Regions from separate parts of the Mus musculus genome. Here region 1 is linked to region 2. Evidence: chromatin contacts called from ENCODE Hi-C or POLR2A ChIA-PET data. All regions are on one chromosome and are shown on one strand. Each heading gives the region's core, a stretch centred on a gene start or an enhancer-like site at or near the end of the contact. The rest is flanking DNA. Distances are from core to core; before and after follow the strand shown.

Evidence for each region. Hi-C counts contacts between places; a loop is a spot of excess contacts on that map. ChIA-PET counts read pairs that join two places held with the same protein, here RNA polymerase II (POLR2A).
Region 1: a loop to region 2 is called in a map of heart, with 4 times the contacts of the local background. The contact joins two enhancer-like sites. A Hi-C loop is called at or near these places in 1 of 37 maps with a recorded cell type or tissue (heart). POLR2A ChIA-PET finds 5 or more read pairs at or near these places in 2 of 5 experiments (both embryonic stem cell).

The regions. Positions count from the first base shown.
Region 1 is chr11:19,141,063-19,146,651 of GRCm38, reverse strand. No RefSeq gene overlaps it. Among named protein-coding and RNA genes, the nearest start is that of 4933406G16Rik, 79 kb to the right of the region's middle. Within about 2 kb of position 2,900, at least 1 of the 3 ENCODE cell types and tissues checked has a DNase peak (open chromatin) inside an H3K27ac peak, as active enhancers do.
Region 2 is chr11:19,023,609-19,029,266 of GRCm38, reverse strand. No RefSeq gene overlaps it. Among named protein-coding and RNA genes, the nearest start is that of Meis1, 7.5 kb to the right of the region's middle. Within about 2 kb of position 2,591, at least 1 of the 3 ENCODE cell types and tissues checked has a DNase peak (open chromatin) inside an H3K27ac peak, as active enhancers do.

The sequences.
Region 1 (5,589 bases), core at 1,651-4,150, 120 kb before region 2:
ATTCAAAGTTATCCCAGTTTGAGGGGCATATTAACATATTAACGCCCATCTTTTAGGAAAAACAGATAAGATTTAGGGACAGGAAAAATTGTTTGGTATGCACCAATATAATTCAGAGTCTTGGTCACCTTTTTTTTTTTTTTCCTATGCTGTTCATTTTCAACAATGAGTAATCTGTAATTACTCTTAAGCAAAATTTCTGACTTGGAAAGAAACATGTAGCTACTACTATTAAGTAGAGGACGTTTGACATCTTTGTGGCAGAGAATCCCCAGCTTTTTTGATGCTTTGGCATCTTAGCTTTACGGTGTATCTCGGAAAGTCACCCTACATGAGCTGCAGTTTTCTCAGTGGTGTAGAGCCTGAGCAGCTGGGCCCTGAAGGGTCAGCACAGACCTCTAACTCCAAGCTCCAGGTTGCTTACATCCCTTTGCAAGAAGAATCATGGTTTCCTGTGCTTGCCACCCAGGGCTCTACTAAATTGAGCTGAGTTGACAAACATATTTCTAGTCTAAAACCCAAGCAAGAGGTCATTATGTTCTCTGGAGAAGGAGTCCGGAAGGAAGAACAAAAACATCAGTTACTTGCAGTCTCAAGTTTGATGACATGAAAAGTGGAGGGGGGGGGGGGGAACTAGAAGAATTTCAAGGGCTTTCCTACTGCTCTCTAAAACTCTGAGAAAACTAAAAAGCCAGTTTCTCTCCTGGAAGTCTGGATAATAGCATGAGTGCAGCTGACTCTTCCATGGAAAGAAAAAGACAATCTCAACCCATTGGAATATTAAACTAAATTACACAAGTGTAATTACATTAACTCCTATAATTAATTGCATTAGATTGAATAGTACAGTGAAAATGTACGGAAAAGATAGATCTTTAGTTTACTCTTCTGTTAAGTAACAAAAGTCAAATTCCCAAGTATTGCTTCTTTCTGAGAAGAAATGCCAGCCAGAGTGGGATGAGGGTTCTTGTATGCTGATAAGTGCAGAGGACTGGACGGCAGTGGGCCACCTTCTTGCCTCCCGTTTCCTGTTTAAAGTTTTCATTTGCTTATTGTGTGTTAGGAGATGCATGTACAAGTCACAGTGAACGTGTGGAGATCAGAGGACACTCTGAGAGAGTCAGCCCTCTCCTTTCACCATGTGGCCTCTGCGGATCCAGCCCAGCTTCCTTTTTCTAATTACAACAGATAAGACATTATGAGTATCTGTGCCAGGCGCTACAGAGTGGGCTGTAGAGGAAGCCCATCAGCCCCAGAGCGTGTCAGGTGAGGTATCAGTGTGATATGCAGAGAGGTCACATGGCTAACGGACAGCACAGCTGTTGGGGTTGCCGACGAGGGGGCATCCCTTCTGAGATGTAGCTTCACATTAAGTGCCATGGGGTCTGAGCATGGTGCTCCATCCTACAATTCCAGGCCTCGGGAGGCAGCAATGGAAGGATCGTCACAAGCTCCAGGCCGTAGTGAATGCTTAGCCAGCTGGTACTACATCGTAGACGCTCCCTCAAAATACTAAAAGCATGCAGACAAACAGTGGAATACTGAAAGCACTAGAGAGAGAAGGAAGGCTCTTGCTTTCCTGTCTCAAATGGGAGACTGATGTCATTTGTTCAAGAAGTGTTGAAAAAACTGAAAGGGTGTACATGATATTAGAAGTACCCCAACCTGAGGCTTGAGGGGGGACTTGTGAATTAAAGGATGCTTCCAGGGAAAGTGTCTCCCAGAGCTGAGTCCTAGAGTAGGAGAGGTGAATGAACATACCCAAGACGGATGCAAGAATCGTTTTCCAACTTTCCATTCGTTTTTCATATCCAGAATCTTCATCATGAAATGAGTAAGGGAGTATGTGTTACCTAGAACCCTCTGCACAGGAAATAGGACCCAGTTTGACACCACAGTTGTCACAGTGAGCCACTCTGGCAGCTGAGCCAGTCAGTAAACAGTGCTCCTCTGTTCTCTCTGCCTCCAGGTTCCTGTTTCTGTCTCCTGTTGTAACTTCTCTCAATGATGGATCGAGACCAGAGAGTTGGAAAATTAAATAAACCCTTCTTCCCCAAGATTCTTTTGGTCCTGGTGCTTATCGCAGCCACAGAAAAGCAAAGTAGGGCTACGTGTTCCCTAGTAAATGTAAGGGAAGCTTACATCTCTGGGAAGATCCACGACTCTGTTGGGACAGGTTACATGTGGCTTGCACATAGCAATAAAAGGTATCCTGGGGGTTAAAAAGAAGGACTTACTGACTCGCAAAGCTATATGCATAATTTATCAGCTAAAAGGAGAATGGCATTTGGGAGTGAGTTCCCCACAAACAAATGATCTGCGTCTCAATGAATCGGGCACTGAGAACCTTTTCTTAGAAGCCATGAGCACATTTTCATTAACGAAGAGTTTATATCTGTGTGTACATTCAAGGAAGAGAAAATGAGACACCGTGGGATGCAAGTCCACCAGTGAGTGAATATCTTATGGCAAGATTTTTGCCTGAGAAATTAAAATGATATTTGAAACATAAATCCTGGGTGCTAACAGCCCTCTTTATAAGTACATGCCAGGGTCAACAGGCAGTGTGTTTGCAAGGAGGCTGTTTCTAAAGGCCAGTTCTAGAGTTCTGAAAGGAATTAAAAAAAAAAAAAACAAAAAACCAACCCTGCAAATGAAGGGGGAAGCCCACAGCAATAGAAGCCATCAGGGCTTAGGTATGTTACAGATACGGTAGTATTGCTTTATTATAATAGCATACAGGCCCTGGCAAGGCCAAAGCATGATCTCACAGGACCAACCCAACCCAAGAGTTCCTTTCCTAGAATTGGCACTCAGGGCAAGCAGTGGTAATCCTGAGAAGGAACCAGGCGAACGAGCAGGGGCCTTGGCCAAAACCAGACAGACTGGGGGATTCTTCTGTCACACAAGACACCATTCAGGCCGGCCTTGTAGGGCCTTTTTTTTAAACTTTCAAGCCAATCGTCCCCTGGGCTTTCTCATTCTGTCTTCTCCTTCCGAAAGGAGCCTTCGGGGTCCAAAAGAAGCAAACTGCTTTCCAATTTTTTTTTTATCCCAGTAGTGGAAACTCGGAAATGCAGGCTGTAGCGGGATGGTAGTGGCCGCAAGCAGCTGGGTCCTTGGCACAGGCTGCAGGGCAGAGAGAACCGAGAACTTTAGTCCGGGGTAGGCTTGCCTCTGCAAGCGCATAAAAACGCTTTGAAGATAAGAAGACTGCCCGCAACCAAATGGAAAATGATGGGTGGCCAAGAAGTGTCAGGAGCTGTGGCAATGAGGAGCACCTGGAGGCGGGCTGTCTTCACTTAGCTCATGTTTCCACAGGGCTCCGGTTGGCCTGCCAGTGGCTGAAGCAATTTAGATGTTGGCTGGAGACAGCTCACAGCTCAGAGTCTCTCTCTCTCTCTCTCTCTCTCTCTCTCTCTCTCTCTCTCATTCTCTCTCTCTCATTCTCTCTCTCTCATTTTCTCTCTCTCTCTCTCTCTCTCTCTCTCTGTGTATACATGCGCGCGCGCACACGCACGCACGCACGCACGGGTGTTTTCATAGGCCTGGAAACCAGGTTCTCTGGTGTGTGTAGGGGGTTCTTCCATAACAGTTTCTGGGAGACCTTCCCCCTTGATGTCTTCTGGTTGGCACTCACAGGGAAGGGAAGGTTGCTTTTTAATGGGCCCTTCAGCAGCACATTTGCTAAATCGTGGGCAATATGGAATAGGCTAGCCTGACTCCTAAACCAGGTAAATTCGAGAATATTCCATAAAAATCGGAGGAGAAAGAGGACAGGAAAGGAACAAGGAAAGAAGGGAAAGTGGGGGAGGGAGGGAGGGAGGGAGGGAGGGAGGGAGGGAGATATATCTGTTTGAGGGAGAGAGAAAAGAAGGAAAGAGAATAGGGAAAGAAGTGTGGGTGGTGTGTGTGTGTGTGTGTGTGTGTGTGTGTGTGTGTGTGTGTGCGTGTGTGTGTTTTGGGGGGTGTCAATTAAAAGAAGTTCCATGGCTGTGTTCTGTTAACAGCATTTCTAACAGGTGGTGAGAATGGAAGAAGGGGCATCCAAATGGGAGTTTCTTTCTTTAATTATTATTTTTTTAATTTTCAGAAGAAGCTTCATGATCCTCTGTCTAGGTCTGTAAGGGGCTCTGTAATCACAAACCCAGACATTTTACCACAGTTGTTTTCAGTGTTCTGAAGCAAATACCAGACTGCCTAGTGGAAAACTCAGCACATACGAGAGTTCATATATATATATATATATATATATATATATATATATATATATATGGCAGACAGAGAGCCTGATGGAAAGAAAGATGACCACAACATCTGGTTTAAGGAAGGTGTTACACTTTTCCAGTACAACCTGTAACAACCAGTCCTGTTGCCCAGCCTGTTACAAATCCAGGCACAGTGTTGCCAAGATAAATCTGTTAGAGTTGTAACCACCTGGAGAAAAACAAGCAATTTATTCAATGACAACTTTGCCTCCATGATTTGGGAAATAGAGAGTTAAAAAATAAATTTGATTATATATATATATATATGTATATGTATGTATGTGTATATATATATATATATCCACTGATGTAAGAAATATTTCATGTTATAAAGAGACATTCCATGGATGTTGTATTTTAGTGGGAGATAGGTAATGAAGAGTCTCTCTCTCACACACACACACCACCCTTAAGGCAAGAACCAGCCTACAATCCCATAATACTCATCTCTTAGGATGTTTGTGCTAGGATATGGAAATGAGATGAAGGACAAGACCCCAGCCTTGAATGGAGAAACCCTCCTTGTGTTTGCCTCTTTCTCCTCTGCTTCCTTTTGTCAGCATCCCAGTTCTCCTGTTAATGAATGAGTAAAGTGCCTTATATATGTTGCTAAAATCTGGGTCTTTAGTGTCCCCAGAGGTCCCTGTGCTGAAGGCTTGACTCAACACAGGCACTGTTGGAAAGGGTGGACTAGCAGCAGTCCCTTCTGTCTTCCTTCCTTCCTGGCTTCCATCGGAGCAGCAGGCTTTTCTAACACAAGCTCTTCACTACGACGAGGCCCTGTGCTACCCAAGGCAGCAAGCCTAAGAGAACATGTCCCTGAGTCTCTGCATGCTTCAGGACAGATTAAGGCTTCCCTGATCTTCCCCAGCAATCAAAGTCTAGAGTATGCGTGAAAACGTATCTTCCAGTCAGATACATTTTCTTGCCATGATTTCAGCTCTCCTTTTACAAACACACTGTGAGGACATTCACATAGATTTCTACTCCCATTTTACAGGGGACGAAAGGCAAAGCAGAGCGATTAGAGTCACACAGCACCTCAGCGAACATGTGGAAAGGAGCCAGTGAACTCCCACTCCAATCCCCTGCCAGTGGACTAATTCTTGCATTTTTTCTACAAGTATTTCAGCGGCCCGTTGGTGAGGACAGGGGCATGAACTAGAGTGCTCAGTCTGAATGACTCTCCAAGGGGAAGGCACTGTGTTGAAGCATTACCCTCAGGTTTGTGAGTTTGAAATTAAATAAGAACCCAGTCTTGGGCTAGAGAGATGGCTCAGAGATTCATAGAAGTCACTGCACTTGCAGGGGACCTGGATGG
Region 2 (5,658 bases), core at 1,342-3,841:
CCTCTCTGCCACTCTTAGCAACTCTTGGCTAGGACTATCTCCCCCAAGCAAGGAGCTTTTTCTAATTTCTGCAATTATTCTTCCGTTTCAGTCTATGAACATCACTAAATGATCACACATAAAGCAGTACAGTGAGTGCCCCACCAAGTTCTGGGTTCTGCAAGCCCTTTCAGGATATATGACGTGACTAAGCAGCTATCTTTAAAGTGACACAGAATAGTACTGAAGTTTTAGCTCCAAAGAGTGTTGGGCTATTACTCTGTTCTGTTACTATTCAACAAATAGAGAAACAAACAAAAACAATAAAACAAAACAGAAAGCTGTATAGATTTTTAAGAAATGGCCAAATATCTGACTGCAATTTTTTTTCTCCCGAACATCCAAGATAAAATCCCAGGCAACCAAAACTTATACTAAAAGGTTAGAGATAAACAGAAAGTGAAGATAAAACAGAAATAAATAACTGCTTTGTTTTAGGAACAAAATTTGAAGCTCAGCTAAGGATTTTAGCACTACCAACTCACTACGCATCCTGGCCTCCCTTGGACAGTGTTCTAGTAACGGGGTGGGCAGTGGGGTTCAGGGAAAGAGAATACAATACAGTTTTGTAAGGTTTAGATCTTAGCATCCCAATTAGATATTATGTCTGTTTGAAATCTATGATGTTTTGAGTTCCTTTGTGTTTGAGTTCCTAAAGACAAGCTACTAGTGGGACAGGGTTAGAAGTCATGTGGTACAGGAGTAAATGATGTCTTGAGTGTCCCTGCTATGTGGGTGACCAGACCCGGGCCAGTTGACCCTAGAGTCAGTCTTGGCATCTATTCAAACCCTCCAGGCTCCTTTCTTCCTTGTCCCAAGGGAACTGAATAAGTAGGAGTCCAGGAAGTCCATGGAAAAGCCTGAAGGCTTTTGGTTGTTGCTGCTGCTGGGGGGGGGGGAGGTTGGAGGGGGGGGAGGTTGTCCTAGACGGGGCAAGCCCTGGAAGACTCCTGCTGTCATCTACAAGCTCTTTTTAGTCTCTTTTTTTGTCTTGAACCTTCCTCCTCCTAGGCAGCCTAGGGGGTTCCTGGCTCACAGAAAGTGTCTCAATGATGGAGTCCGGGCTACCAAGCTAGAACTCCACATCATTATCCAGGCCATGCTCTGCCAGCACACAGCATATACCTACCTCCAGTCTTCTTAGGAGAGAAGAGCAAAATCTCTGGTGTGGGTTTGTTTGTTTGTTTTTTAAATAAATTGGGGGGGGGGGTTTTAAAAAGAACATTGAGGCACATAGAAAAGAGAAGAAATTGGATGTGTCATTTAAACTCTCTGGATCTTTGCTTGTGCATTTGTGAAATGGGCTTATAAATGCCTTGACACCTGAGCTCTGAAGTGCTCAGCTGTGGAGGAACAGCTGTAAAAAGGGGACCCCCAAGCAGATCTTTCATCCAGGTCATTAGGGCACTGAGTGACTTTTTACTGCTTGAAGGAGGGCAATGGCTTCTCCCAGAGTCTTAGCCCAGCCTTCAGTATTAGTAGCTCCTGCCCCTCCAACATATTTTCCTTTGCTTCCTTGCCCCAAGGACATTTCTATCTGTTAAATGTGAACATGGAGGCCCACACAGCTTTGCCCACCTCGAAAGGTGGACGTGCCATCCTGCAAATGCCTGACCCGGATCTCGCGCGGAAGGGGACACGCTCATTTCCCGCCGTGGCAGCGTCTAGGGACGAGCCCAGCCAGAGTCTGACTCCAGCTTTAAGCGGGACTCTGAGTCTGAGGCCCTCTGAGTCTCTGGGTCCAGGGTCCCACGGCGCCTGGCCCCGCCCTCGCTTGCCCGGCTCTGCTGTTCCCTGAAGTCCTTCCTCCCGCCCGCTCCGCTCGCTGCACGCGGCGCTGTGCGACTCGACTCCCCGGTCCCTTAGGTCCCTCCGCGTCCACTCGCGGCGGCCGGAAGCTGAAGTGAGGACACGCGCGAATCTCCACGCGGCTCTTCTGAGAACCTGAAGCCCTAACTCAGTTCAGCTCCTCCCTCCGAGCGTGCACAAGGGTCCCTCCATGTTCCGAGGCTCTCTGATCACCGAGCACATGACCTACAGGACCTATTGACCGCCTGAATGCCCCTCGAAGGAAAAACTGTCCGTGAACAAAGGCCAGAAGCTTCTAGAATCAGACCCCAGGCCGAGAGCTCAGGAATCCTTCAGTCTAGCTGGGAAGAAAGGCACCTTATGACACTCAGCCTCGAGCAGTGGAAGCTATTGCCAGAGTCGCGCGCGGTGTCCCTGTGTCCCCAAGAGCTTTGCACCGGGCGGGCTACCCAGAGCCTCTAGACGGGATCTGCTCCCTCAGTCCCCCCCTCAAGTCCCCCACAGAATGGCTGTCCAGAGTGGCCGGGGACCCGACAGGCAGCTACCTGCAAAGGGATCTTTTCCACCTTTTCTGGCCACTCGTCCTCTCCCCAAAGGACTCAGAACTCCCCTGAACCCAGCCCAGTGTGCACAGACTCCTATCCCCTGTGCTTGCAAATCCCGTGGCCTCGGGCACCCCACCGATCCCAGGGAATGCTCACTCCAGGAGTGCAGGCAGGCCACTGAGGCTTGGCGACACGTACCCGCACAGGCGGAGGGATACGGTGACTGCCCCCACCCCATATTCCCGGAAGTGGCCAAGGAAGCGCCTGTGAGAGAAATTATCCTTTCGGACCTGGAAGGAGGGGAGCCTGCAAGATTGTAGACTTTTCCTCCCGTTTTCAAACGGACCCTACCATGCAGAAGTTGTTTAGACAATGTGATTTTCAGCAAGCATAACCGTAGTCTGAAGCTATTTTTAAGACAAGGAAAGATGGTATTTATTTTTCATTTTTCAATAAAGGCACAGAAAAGTACGTCACAAATGAGTAACTGCTCAGCAGGCACCCTTCAGTTTCTTCTTCTTTTCTCCTAGTGTTTTTCCGCACCGCTAGAATTCTCTCTGAGCTGCAGGAAGCCTTCGACGATTTTCTTATTCATTAGACGACTCAATGAAATGTTAAAATATTTATTTTTGAATAATCATTCCCCACTACCACCCTTTTGCCTGGAGATTCGCACAAAACCTGCCCCTTTATTCGGTGTAATACCGATGCTAAGCATGGGCAATCAGCCTCATCCAGTTGCTTTCAAAGGTAAATGTTTGCAACTGCTGGCTGCGTCTGCACCAGCCAGTTCTCTTCCAGCACTTGGTAATTCCATTACCAGTGTGGACTATATCAGGCTTGAATTCACTTGTGATTATTTTCTGGGAAAAAAAATTCTAAGTTTTCCAGCTATTGCAAGTAGGATTTTTGTTTATTTTTAAAACTTGAGTTAAGTCGTTCATAAAATAGTAGCCATTTACTACCTGTGAGCTCAATTAAAGCTACCCCAGGTTTCAGACTCCCATGCAAGTCGTATCCATGCTTACTGTGTAGTCAGTGGCAGTCTGGATTCTCTGATAACCCTGATATTTAAAACCACTCTGACAGGGTGTCACTTCAAAACACACATTTGAAAAGCATTGCTAAAATACATTTACGTATCAATAAAATGTCTTACTCTCCCTCTTCCCTATTGTATATTCTTTAAAAGTAAATTTTGCTTTTTAAGTTATCGCTGGTAAGTTGGCATACACTCCTGGCTTGATTTCAGCAAAGCAGATCTACAGTTTGAAGAGTCCTTGCACCAAGGTTTTGTGGCTCTTTGACCAAGACCAACTCAATTTCTTCATTGTTGGAAAGGGTATCGAGCTTTTTAAATCACAAAATTATTTCTATATGGCCATATATTGAAGTATATTTCTATTACTTCAGAAACTAAATCAATGTCAGAGGTCAAAGTTGTTTTTTTTTTTTTCTATTCCAAAGCTTCCATAATGCTAGGGCTCCATGCATAGTTTTAAATCAAACAAAAACACATATAGTATTTTCAATATTTCAGAGAACAGAGACTGCCTCTGCTGTAAGAAGTGTCTAACTTTTATAAGACTTGCACCTCCCTGCTCTTCCTCCCCAGTAGCACTAAATATATGCTTCAGGAATCACTAAAGGAGTGTGCACAAAAATTTTCTCATAGCCAGTTTCATCTCTGATCTTCTAAAAGTGGCTTTCTTGGTTGCCAGATAATATTATATTTGGGTGCCAAGCGCTGATGTGCGCATCCTCCACTGTCCAGGTAGGTGTTACCTTTTAGCTCATCTCTCAAGCTAGTACACACTCAGAGTCAAGCAATCGCCTAGAGTGTCTTCTCAGAGAGGTTGAGCCTGTCACACCTTTTATGGCTTTTTCCACAGTGATCGTAAAAGAGGGTGGGTAGGAAGTGAGAATCCAGTATTTGAAATAATTAGTCTCGTGCTTTAACCAAGTAGCTTGGATGCATCTTTTGGGTTGAAAAACATAATTTGAGTATAATACCTTTACAGTGAGTCCCAAGACCTGTGGGTCTTTCTTGTCTGTTACTAGTATCAACTCTCATCCTACCCACCCCACCCCCAACACACACACACACACACACACACACACACACACACACACACACCTCTCCCCACCCCCACCTTCACTAAATACTGGACAGTGAAAAGTTTAAAGTAAACAAGGCTGCAGTTTTTCTATTGTCCAGTAGACGGCACAAAAGATCAAGCGTTTAAATAATGAACAATCCAGAGAGGTTTGGTTCTATTTTGATGCCAGTGGCCTGTTCTTTTAGAAAAGGCAGGCAGACAGCACTGGATCCACCGGTGAAGCAGAGAGAAAAAAAAAAAAAACAAAATTAACTTTGCAAAACTTTGAGATGGAGTCATACGAAAATATTTTTGTGTATCTGCTCAACAGATGCATTTCCTTCAGAAAATACATTAATGGTTATAAATGGAGAGACGTGTTATTATTGCAGGTTTTAGTAACTAAAAGCTACCTGTAGGGAAATTAAATAATTGAGAGATTTAAAGTTTTGAAAAAAATGAGGCACCTCAATTTTACTTAGTTTCTAGTGGGTAAAGTCTTTGCAACTTGGGCCTTCAAAATTTCATGTTAGAATTTGTATTATACTTCTATGTTCTTTAATATATTCAACACAAAGCTGAGGCTCAGACACTGACCATTGTGTTTTAAATGAAAATGTGTACACATGCATATGTAGTGTGCTGTAAAGGAGAGAAATGCTTTTGAAGTTTTGTGTGCAGTTTTGGGAGTGCTTTGGGTGCTAAAGCCACCAGGAGATAATAGTTAGGGCCTCTTTAGGGCAATCTATAGCTTTGCCTAATACTTATATTTTTTAAAAATCTCCATTTCTTTCCACTCTGCAGACCCTGTCGAGGTTTGGAGGAAGGCAAAGTGTAGGCTAATAACTCATTTCCCAGTTAATTTTATTAAGAATTTATAGCACTGTTTAGAAAGTTTTAAGACAACCATAAATTTTATTAGGAATATTTTATTAAACCCTCTATTTAATTAATAAAAGACCTCTATAAGTTCTGAAAATGTCAGAGCTGGTAATTATGTTAACCAGTGTAGTTTTCTCCTCTCTAGAGACCAAAGCATTTTAATGATTTGAAATAGAAAAGTAGTAAGGAAAGCAACCAGGCTCCCAACATTTATTTTTCCTGGACTTTTGTTAGGCAGCCAGTAGATAGTGAGTCAGGCATTTTCCCTGTGATGGTCAGAGAGC